Regions from separate parts of the Homo sapiens genome. Here regions 1 and 3 are each linked to region 2. Evidence: chromatin contacts called from ENCODE Hi-C or POLR2A ChIA-PET data. All regions are on one chromosome and are shown on one strand. The core of a region is the stretch at or near the end of the contact, and the rest is flanking DNA. Distances in the headings are between cores, read along the strand shown.

What was found. Hi-C counts contacts between places; a loop is a spot of excess contacts on that map. ChIA-PET counts read pairs that join two places held with the same protein, here RNA polymerase II (POLR2A). Pooled maps may share reads with other maps.
Region 1: a loop to region 2 is called in a map with no recorded cell type, with 3 times the contacts of the local background. The contact joins two enhancer-like sites. A Hi-C loop is called at or near these places in 1 of 168 maps with a recorded cell type or tissue (OCI-LY7), 11 of 37 single-sample maps with no recorded cell type and 9 of 50 pooled maps. POLR2A ChIA-PET finds 5 or more read pairs at or near these places in 2 of 52 experiments (OCI-LY7 and activated CD4-positive, alpha-beta T cell).
Region 3: a loop to region 2 is called in a map with no recorded cell type, with 9 times the contacts of the local background. The contact joins two enhancer-like sites. A Hi-C loop is called at or near these places in 1 of 168 maps with a recorded cell type or tissue (esophagus squamous epithelium), 6 of 37 single-sample maps with no recorded cell type and 4 of 50 pooled maps.

Annotation. Positions count from the first base shown.
Region 1 is chr16:12,314,031-12,317,516 of GRCh38, reverse strand. The region is part of intron 15 of SNX29 (sorting nexin 29); the gene reads right to left. Among named protein-coding and RNA genes, the nearest start is that of SNX29-AS2, 57 kb to the left of the region's middle. RefSeq lists enhancers at 1-713, 1,731-2,025, 1,770-2,455, 2,456-3,143. Within about 2 kb of position 1,861, at least 3 of the 41 ENCODE cell types and tissues checked have a DNase peak (open chromatin) inside an H3K27ac peak, as active enhancers do.
Region 2 is chr16:12,537,930-12,541,273 of GRCh38, reverse strand. All of the region lies in intron 20 of SNX29 (sorting nexin 29), which reads right to left. It also overlaps a transcript of SNX29-AS3 not described here. Among named protein-coding and RNA genes, the nearest start is that of SNX29-AS3, 72 kb to the left of the region's middle. Within about 2 kb of position 1,891, at least 2 of the 41 ENCODE cell types and tissues checked have a DNase peak (open chromatin) inside an H3K27ac peak, as active enhancers do.
Region 3 is chr16:12,405,784-12,409,540 of GRCh38, reverse strand. The region is part of intron 18 of SNX29 (sorting nexin 29); the gene reads right to left. Among named protein-coding and RNA genes, the nearest start is that of SNX29-AS2, 35 kb to the right of the region's middle. RefSeq lists an enhancer at 2,370-2,499. Within about 2 kb of position 2,065, at least 3 of the 41 ENCODE cell types and tissues checked have a DNase peak (open chromatin) inside an H3K27ac peak, as active enhancers do.

The DNA of each region.
Region 1 (3,486 bases), core at 612-3,111, 220 kb after region 2:
ACTGTGGCTCTAAAGGCACAGGAAGGGCCACCAGGTTCTCAAGTCACCCTAGGATGTGGGGCCCAGCTGCCCAAACTCCCAGCATCTCTCAATGAGTCATTAAGCCCCATTGTAAGGACAGCTTATTTGTGAGGGCTTCACGGAAGAGCCAAGACAGAGAAGGACACACAGAAGCCAGGGGGAAGACGAGGGGAGCCACCTGTTCAGACTGAGTCCTGCGCATCTGGGGCCTGCGAAGGTCCCTGCACCCAAGTGTGTCTCTGGAGGGAGTGACAGCCAGCAGCCAAGCCTTCACAGGCCCATGCATGGGCACTGGAGCAGCTGCCCCATGGATTGTTAACCTAAAGACAGTCCGCCACTCCCTTCTCCAAGGTCCTGGGTGCCTGTACAATAGGAAAGTGGAAAGAGAAAACTTCTGGGAGAAACACTGTAACCGAATTTCCTCTCACCTGGGCAGGTAGGAGGCAAACTGGAAAAGAACAATTCAAGTTACATTCCATTTAATAAAGGAATCACTGAATGTGAGGTTTCTAGCCCTCTGTGATGGGCTCCTGCCCTAGCCACCACTGTATGATCAATTTTGAATCCAATAACCAGAATGAGACTGAAAACCTGTCTCTCTACTCAATCCCCTCCATACCTTCCCAAAGGCCTCAGAAGATTTCACTTTCCACCACCTTCAAGGATCACTGTGCAGCAACCTGGAGCTCATGGTTCCATCCCTGGGAGGGCTGCAGAAAGAGCCAGGAGGGAAGAGGATGCAGAGAAGCCAGGGGCAGGAAGGAGGGATGGGAGAGAAGGAAGTGTGCCTGCCCTAACCAAGCCCAGTGAGCGGGACCTTAAGATGTGGAACGGGGCAGGGGGAGCATAACAAAGACCTTGGGGGGCACAGAAGGAGTGGGAGGGAGGCCCCTGAGGTGAGAGAGAGCAAGATCCCGATTTGGGTAAGAAGAGGACTTTTTTTGTTGTTTTTTGAAATGGAGTTTCGCTCTGTCTCCCAGGTTGGAGTGCAGTGGCACAATCTCGGCTCACTGCAACCTCCGCCTCCTGGATTCAAGCAATTCTCTTGCCTCAGCCTCCAGAGTAGCAGGGATTACAGGTGCCTGCCACCACGCCCAGCTAATTTTTGTATTTTTAATAGAGACGGGGTTTCCCCATGTTGGCCAGGATGATCTCAATCTCTTGACCTCGTGATCCACCCACCTCGGCCTTGTGATCCACCCACCCTGGCCTCCCAGAAGAGGCCTTTTGAATCTGATGCTAGTTTAGACAAGTCAGCCCTGTCCCTGTGGAACCTATCCCAAATTCTTCCCGCCCCACTGGCTACAGCCAGTCCCTCCAATCTGCCAAGCTCTCCTGCTTCTGGCCTTCACCTTTGCTGTCTCTCTGCCTGGGATGCTCCCCTCCTAGATCTTTGTACTTCAAGCAACATCTCCCTTCCCCAGCCAGCATTCACCCAATCACATCACCCCGTGCCTTCTTCGGAGCACTCAGCTGTATCTGAGAACAGCCTGGCTACGCAGTTGTGTATCTGTTGAGTGTCTATCTCACTCACTAGAAAGGATCTTCCATGGGAGCAGAGGCCTGATGCAGTTCACCCCATTACATCTCCAGCCCCTGACCCAGAAGAGATGCCTCCTGATTTAATAACAATATTGACAGTCCTATAGAGCAGGGGTGACAAACTCTCTACCATGAGTCAAATCCAGCCCATCATCCATTTTTGTAAATAAGTTTTATTGGAACTGTATTAGTCTGTTAGGGCTGTGGTAACAAAATACCACAGACGGTTGTTCAAACAACAGAAATCTACTTCCCACAGTTGTAGAGGGGCAAAGTCCAAGATCAAGGTGCCAGCAGGGTTGGTTTCTCCTGAGGCCACTCCACGGCTTGCAGATGACCATCTTTTTTGTGGTGTCTTTACACTGTCTCATCTCTGCACGCACACAGGCCCCACCCTAATGACGTTTTATCTTAATTACCTCCTTAATGGCCCTATCTCCATATACATTCACACTGGGGGTTAGGGATTCAATATGTAAATGATGGGGGCAACACAATTCCATCCACATAACAAATGAGCATTGCTGTGTTCTGTTTACATAGCATCTCTGGCTGCTTTCCTGGAATGACAGCCAAGTTGAGGGCTGGAAGCAGAGGCGTTAGATCCACAAGGTGTAAAGAATTTACTCTCTGGCCACCCTTTATGGAAGAAAAATACTCATCCCTGGTCCGGAGCAAGGCCCCTACTGTTTGACATATCACAACAACAATAATTTTCTGCATCACTCTCAACTGGGAGGCCCCACTGAAGCCCGGTCCAATGCACCTGGCCACTCTTCTTCTGCTTCACAGTCACCAGGGGTTCTATCATTCCCCTGAGACAAAAGGAGACAGTGAGGCCTCCCATGATTCCAGAGGATGAAACCAGAGATTAAAAGGTACAAGCCCATGAAGTCATAATTAAGATATGTGCAGAAAATTAGGGAACAGAATTGCCTGTCAAATGCCAGCCCTAGAGCAATTTTGTGGAACTTGTGGTTTGCTAATACCACATCCATTAATAATTCAGAAACCACTCAAGGATTATTGAGAAGACGAGAATTTGGTGCCACAGGCCTCCCGGTAGGAGACAGAATAACATCGTGTGTGTCATGTTTTAGCCACCAAAATCTATCAAGGGCAAGGACATGATGGCTTTTATTCTTCCTGCTGCTTCTTTCTGCTCAACCACAGTTTCAATCAGAACCAATTCAAGTGAACACTGCAACTGCTGACTATCCCCCAACATTCTTTTTGATTTAGTGTTATAAAATCCACCAAGCTGTAGAATCAAAGAACCTCAGTTGCAAAAGCTCACAGGAAAGAAGATGCTGAAGAAACAGCTTTAAGTTTTTAAAATAAAGACTTAAGTGGTATATCTTGCATATCAGGATCCATTCCAGCCTATTCATAAACACTAACTCATTTAGTCCTCACAACAAACCACTATTAAGACCTTCATGTTACAGATGAGTAAAATGAGACAGAGAAAGGCTAGGGAACTCGGCTGAGGCCACACGGCTAGGAAGTCACGGAGCCAAGAGTCCAGCCTGAGCTGTCTGGCTCCAGAGTCCACTCGCAACCACCACTCTGTGCTGCTTCTCTTTCAGGTATAAACTATGTGCATATGTTACATCTGCAGACCATTCATCCAACAGGTACTTCTACAATTAACAAGCTGGGTACAGTGGCTCATGCCTGTAATGCCAGTACTTTGGGAGGCCAAGGCAGGAGAATCGTTTGAGACCAGGAGTTTGGGACCAGCCTGGGCAACACAGAAAGACCCCAGCTGTACAAAGGTTAAAAAAAATAAAAAAATAGCCAGGCCTGCTGGTGGCATGCACCTGTGACCTCCCAGCTACTCAGGAGGCTGAGGTGGGAGGATCACCTGAGCCCAACAGTTGGAGGCTGCAGTGAGCTGTGAGTGCACGACTATGCTCCAGG
Region 2 (3,344 bases), core at 642-3,141:
TCCTGTCATTCTCTCCCTGATAAGATATGATACATGGTTCCATAGTCCTTCTCTCCATGCACCAATATTCCATAATACTTCAGGATAGACAATACTGAGGAAGAGGTTCCAGGTCTGGGTATGATGTAGTAAGGTCACCTCCCCCTGTGTCTCCCCTCCAAGTCAGCTTTCAAACCTGGAGTGGATGCATGAGGCAGCTAGTCAATAACTCAGGAAACTAAATAGCAGCCAGACTACAGAGATGACCAGTTGTTGCTGTCCCAGGAAACCCGCAGTGAGCTCACCATTTTTCCCCTGTAGCATCCTCCAGCCTGAACTACAGGCAGCCTGACCCCAAAAGTGGGCAGGGGGTGAACAGACAGGGCTGTCAGAGAAGCCCTCCAGCTCTGGGTCCAGAAGTGGAAAAGGGCACTCCTGCTCAGAAAGGGTGGAGGCGATCTTGTTTCTTTTTGCCCCTTCTCTCATGCCTCAGCCTTGAGCAGTCCTCAAGCACCTGACACTCTAGGGGAGGTGGCGGTAAGATCAATGGTGCCCCAAGGATGCCCAGCTCTTCATCCCTGGAGCGTCTTCATATGTGAGCTTCTACAACAAGAGGGACCAGCAGCTGTGGTTACATTCAGGCTTTTGAGATGGGGAGATGATCCTGGACTCTTTAGGTCCACCCCATGGAATCTCAGGGTCCCAGAGTAATTGCTGGGAAGCAAAGAAGGGGCCATGGCATAGGGTGGCTGCCAGGAAGCCGCGAAACAAATTCTGCCCCACAACCTCGAGAAGGCGCCAGCCCTGCCGACACCTTGACTGTAGCCTAGTAAGACGGATCTCGGACTTCTGGCCTCCACAGCAGCTGGAGAATAAATCTGTAGTTTTTAGCCACTAACTTTGTGCCAATTTGGTAGGGCAACAATAAGAAATTAATACAGGGGATAACGTTCCTCTTTAATCATAAGAGCTGTGGTCCCAAGAGGGTGGGGCCACCCCGTAATGCCTCTAGTCCTGTCCTCCCTCCACTTGACCTTACGCTGGGGGTGGGGGGAGCGGGTCAGCCACAGGAAGTAGGTTAACCTTGACCCAATCCTTGGACCTGACACAAAAGTCCACTCAAAATGAATCGCAGATCTAAAATGTAAAGCTATAAAACTTTGAGGAAAACCTAGGAGAAAATCTTTATGACCTGGGTTTAGGCTAACAATTGGTAGACATGACACCAAAAGCATGATCTGGGACACAAAAAGTAAATTTCATCAAAATTAAAAAGGTGTCATGCAAAAGACACTGAAAAGAAGCTGAAGACTAGAAGAAAATATGTGCAACTCACATGTTCGACAAAGGTCTTGCATCTAACATATACAAAGAACTCCCAAAACTCAAATCTTTGTAAAACCACAAACAGCCTAGTTTCTAAGAACAGGCAAAATACTTGGACACTTACTTACTTCCCCAAAGAGGATGTGTTAAAGGAAAACATCCACATGAAAATATGCTCAACATCATTACTCATTAGGAAAATGCAAATTAAGACCATGATGAAATATTCTGCATCCTTGTGAACAGCCACAGTAAAGAATCATGACAGTATGACATGCTGCCCAGGGTGCAGAGCAACTGGGCCCCTCATACGCTGTGGGAATGCAGTTTCTTACATTTAGCATAGGATCCAGTCCTCAACTCTTAGGTATTTGCCGCACAGAAATGAAAACTTTTGTTCACACAAAAAGCTGCACTTGAATGTTTCCACTAGCTCTATTCAAAATTGCCAACAACTGGAACCAACGCAACTTTATTCCTTTATGACTAGATAAACCGTGGTATATCCATTTAACCAAACTCTGCTCAGTAATAAAAACACTGCTGACTCACCCAACGACTTGACGGTTCTCACACATGCTGAAAGACGCCAGCCTCAAGAGGTTGCTTACAGTATGATTCCATTTATGTGACATTCTTGAAAAGACAAAACTAGAGGGGGAGGGACAAGGGCTTAGAGGTGGGGGAGGGTGCAGCTAGAAAGGAAATGAGGGGAAAACAGCTTTTTAGGGTGAAGGAACTGGTCTATATCTTGACGGTGATGGTGGTTACTCAAATCTATGCATGTGTTTAAATTCACAGACATGAACAAGAGCAAAAGTCAATTGCACTGTGTAAATTAAAAATTTTTTGTGAAAGTAAAGGCAAGTAGGACTCTGGGCAATCTATTAAACTTGGCCCTATCCCAGAATACACAGTGATGTCTTTCTGGGCCCCATTCTGGATTCATGGATGGTTTTGGCTCGAATTACTGGTCTGTTCTATCTTCTCCCTATTTATATCACTTGCCTTAGCATTTCACAGCACTGCTACATGCCCACAGCCACCCTTTCTCCCACTTAGAACAGGTCATTAATCTGTGCAAGTGTACAAATGGCCCCATCTACCGTTCTCTGTGCCCCTCTTTGCCACGTGACTTTGCAGTGCCCTCCCACTGACTCTGGTTTCTGCCTTGTAATCCCCCTTGGCGATGTGACATGCTCACAGCTTGGATGATACCCATATGGGTGTGCTTCTCCTGTCTGTGCTCCCTGATGTACATGCCCAGGCTCGCCCACTGGTCCTGGGAGGAGGATGAAAGATCTGTGGATCTTTCTGTTTCACAGCCCAGTTTTTCCATTCTTCCTAGTCAAGGCCCTCCTGCATCCACCTACTGATTCCCAGACACAGAAGCCAGCTCAGCTAAGACCAGTTAAGCCTCCTAGCCCATCACCTCACGCATAAGCAATATGTTATCACATACCAACAAAGTATCATAGATGTATGTTACACAGCATCAACATAGGAGATACGTGATAACCAAACCAAGTAACCATTCTCAGTTATTACTCCCAGACATCATTTTAAAAGTGCAAGGGGAGGCCGGGCGCGGTGGCTCACGCCTGTAATGTCAGCACTTTGGAAGACCGAGACCATCCTGGCTAACATGGTGAAACCCCCTCTCTACTAAAAAACAAAAATACAAAATTAGCCAGGTGTGGTGGCAGATCCCTGTAATCCCAGCTACTAGGGAGACTGAGGCACAAGAATGGCATGAACCCAGAACACAGAGCTTGCGGTGAGCCTAGATCACACCACTGCACTCTATTCTGGGTGACAGAGTGAGACTCCGTCTCAAAAATAAAAAAATGCAAGGGGAAATGCAGAAAGCTGTGAATTTGCTTAGCCCACTGAGAAGAAAGCTGTCACCAAGATCGATTATACTTTAGCAGGACAGGACGATTTTGGTCTATAAATGGCAGACAATTTTTTTTTTTTTTTTTTTGAAACGGAGTTTTGCTCTATTGCCCAGGCTGGAGTGCAGTGGCACGATCTCAGCT
Region 3 (3,757 bases), core at 816-3,315, 130 kb after region 2:
AGGAGAATGGCATGAACCCGGGAGGTGGAGCTTGCAGTGAACCAAGATTGCGCCACTTCACTCCAGCCTGGGTAACAGAGCGAGACTCCGTCTCAAAAAAAAAAAAAAAAAAAAAAAAAGACAGTGAATCTCAAACCCGTTTGGAGTCAGGGAATTTGGGGAATAAGATCAAACATCTGCAAAGGTATAAACTAGAAATTAATTAACAACAAATTTAACTCTGTCATATGGAAGTGCCAGAAAAATCAAACCAAAATGTGTGTTAACAAGAGAAAGAGAAAAACCCAGCAAAACAAGGTACTGGATTGAGTTTAATTTTGTTTTCCATTTTATTTGACACTCCTTAATCATTTTGTCTCCGGCTAGTGCCTGCCAGCAGCCACGCATCAGCACAGCCTACCGTGTAAGAAGTACTCACGGATGAAAAACTTAAAATCAGGAACTCTCCAGATATTACTTTGTCCTGAAAAGTAGTCAAATGCCGCCATTTCTTATTTTCAGTGGCATAACACACCTCAGCTCCCTCTCAGGACACAGGAACACAAACTTTTTGCAATAATTTGCATTCAACCTTGGCAATGCACAGCACTTCTTGCTAGAATCCTCTGTGCCAAATATAATTCCAGATTTTTCCACAATAGAAGTAGTGGGGGCTCTGTGACTGCACATAGCAGGGGAATTACCTTAATTTCTTTGGCATGTAGGATGACATTTTATTTCCTTTAGAAGTTTTGTTCCTGTCCCCCAGGCTGGAGTGCAATGGCGCAATCTTGGCTCACTGCAACCTCCGCCTCCCAGGTTTAAGTGAGTCTCCTGCCTCAGCCTCTCGAGTGGCTGGGATTACAGCGTGTGCCACCATGCCCAGCTAATTTTTGTATTTTTAGTAGAGATGGGGTTTCACCATGTTGACCAGGCTGGTCTTGAACTCCTGACCTCAGGTGATCCACCCGCCTTGGCTTCCCAAAGTGCTGGGATTACAGGCATGGGCCACTGCACCTGGCCGGAGGACTTTTTCAAGCAGCCACCCCGAGGCAGGTTCTGGGACCCTGACATTGCTCAAACAAGATGTCCTGAGATACTGGACGGCCACAGAAGTTATTGTGGACCAGCAACTGCTCTGACAACTTTCCAAAGCAAACCATCTCAGCCTGGCTCTTGGATGTGGAGGGCTTGCTGGATAATGTGTGCACCACAGTGGACCCAGAGAGGTCCTATGGAAAAGTCCTGGCTTGGCTGCAGGCCTGCCCTTAGCCTACCATCTCAGGGGTGTAGGTGGCTGCCCATGCAGGTGAGATCTTCGTTGAGCTGGGCCTTGCCTTTTGGAATGAGGGTGACTGTCCCAGCTGCTTCTAGTTTTTTTTTTGTTTGTTTGTTTGTTTTTTTGAGAAGGGTCCTGCTCTGCCACCCAGGCCGGAGTGGCAGTGGCATTATAACAGCTCAGTGCAATCTCAAACTCCTGGGCTCAGGCAATCCTCCTGCCTCAGCCTCCCCAGTAGCTGGGACTGTAAGTATGCACCACCATGCCCAGTTAATTTTTACATTCTTTTGGAGAGACAGGGTCTCACTGTGTTGCGTAGGCTGAAATACAGGGGCTATTCACAGATGCAATCGTAGCTCCCTGCAGGCTCAAACTGCTGGGCTCAAGCAATTCTCCTATCTCAGCCTCTGGAGCTGCTGGGACTACAGGCACATGCCATCATGCACAGCTGCTTTTAGGATTTTTAAAGAGCTTGATTCAGCCCTCCTTCAGTAACACAGAATCTCTAAAGACCAGGACCTTGTCAGAGACTGCTTTGGGGGCTGAAAAACATGTCAGTAAATGAGATGCTTCTCTGTGCCTTTGATTCTTCACCTATAAAATGGGGTAAGAGTTTCTTACCCCACAGGATGGCTACAAGGATTGAATGAGCTATTACACAACACACAAACCAGTGAGAGGTGGCTACTAATTATTATACTGGTATTTGTTAATCACAGTCTATCTGTTCCTTTATAGTGCTACCCAAATATCAATCATTCATAGAGCATCATGCTAAACTTTGGACTGTTTTCACGATTGTTTATTTAGTAGCTTTCTTTAAGCTGACTCATTTCCTTTTTACCTAAAATATATTTTAAAGGGGGACTGTACATCACCATGGTAAATGGAAAAATAGAATTCTGTGACATAACTAGGAGGCAAATGTAAAAATGAATACAGAAAAAAAAAAAACAATCTAATTAACCTTAAGCTTGTCACCTGCCAAAGGCAATGACCCCAGCCTTGCTGTTTTTCCTAAGAAAGATCAGAGGGACATGAGAGGTAAGAGAGTGACACAGAGACTTCCTCTTCCAAGGAGCTGGAAGCCATGAAGGGCTGAAAAAGCGGGGGCCCTTCTCCCCGCAGGATGTGGCCTTTCATGGCCAGTGTGGTCCTTCTAAATCCTGACTTGGCACATACACCACCATCTTGCCATCCCACACGCTAGGAGAGCTTGTTCCAAGGCAGCCGCCCTGCAGACCTCTGTGTGTGGGGTAAATGTTCCAGATCTGTGCTGTCCAGAACAGGAGCCATCAGCCACGTCTGGCTGCTCAGCATGTGAAATGTGGTGCAACTGAGGAGCCGAATCTTTCATTTTCTTTCTTTCTTTTTGAGACAGAGTCTCGCTCTGTCGCCCAGGCTTGAGTGTAGTGGCGCGATCTCAGCTCACTGCAACCTCTGCCTCCCAGGTTCAAGCGATTGTCCTGTCTCAGCCTCCCAAGTAGCTGGGATTACAGGCATGCAACAGCAACGCTCAGCTAATTTTTGTATTTTTAGTAGAGATGGGGTTTCACCATGTTGGCCAGGATGGTCTTGAACTCCTGACCTCAAGTGATCCACCCATCTCGGCCTCCCAAAGTGCTGGGATTATAGGCATGAGCCATTTTAATTGATATAAATCTCATTTTAATTAATATAAATCTCAAGAGCCACACATGGCTAGGAGCTCTGGTACAGACAGCGCAGCTCCAGTACCAGGGAGCACCGCTCTCCTGAGAAAGCTACATGTCTTGGCTCTCCAGTCGAATTTATGTTCACTTTGGGGTTATGCCCTTGGTTTCCTTCAAGGGAAATCTTAAGAAAACCAGACAGTGGCTGTCACGGGAATGTAGATGGGGATTGTCTACTCTATCCTTTTTTATTGTTTAATCTCAAATCCTGTGTGGAAATTTCTTTTACAGCTTCTTTTAAAGAATTAACATATTTTCTTATCATTAGCAACAGAATTATCCAAATAACCACATTTCCCTTTCACAATGGCTGCCAGGAAGCCCACAGGAAATTCATAAATCAATGAGTGCAACTGTGTAGAATCTCATGACACATATATATGCTTTCCGCTTTTTCCTTTTAAACCCTTAGTTTACATTTTCATTGACCCTGATGTATTTTTTTTAACCTCTCTTTTATCATTCTTTTTTAGACGTTTCTCTAGAAATTATGTCAAATCTTTTGTGGAATTAAATAGCATACTTGTTTTCTTTTTTTGAGGCAGAGTCTCATTCTTGTCACCCAGTCTGGAGTGCAATGGTGCGATCTCGGCTCACTGCAATCTCTGCCTCCTGGGTTCAAGCCGTTCTCCTGCCTCAGCCTCCCAAGTAGCTGGGATTACAGGCGCCCACCACCACGCCTGGCTAATTTGTATTTTTAGTAGAGATGGGGTTTCACTATGTTGGCCAGGCTGGTCTCAAACTACTGATCTCAGGCGATCCACCCGCCTCAGCCTCCCAAAGTGCT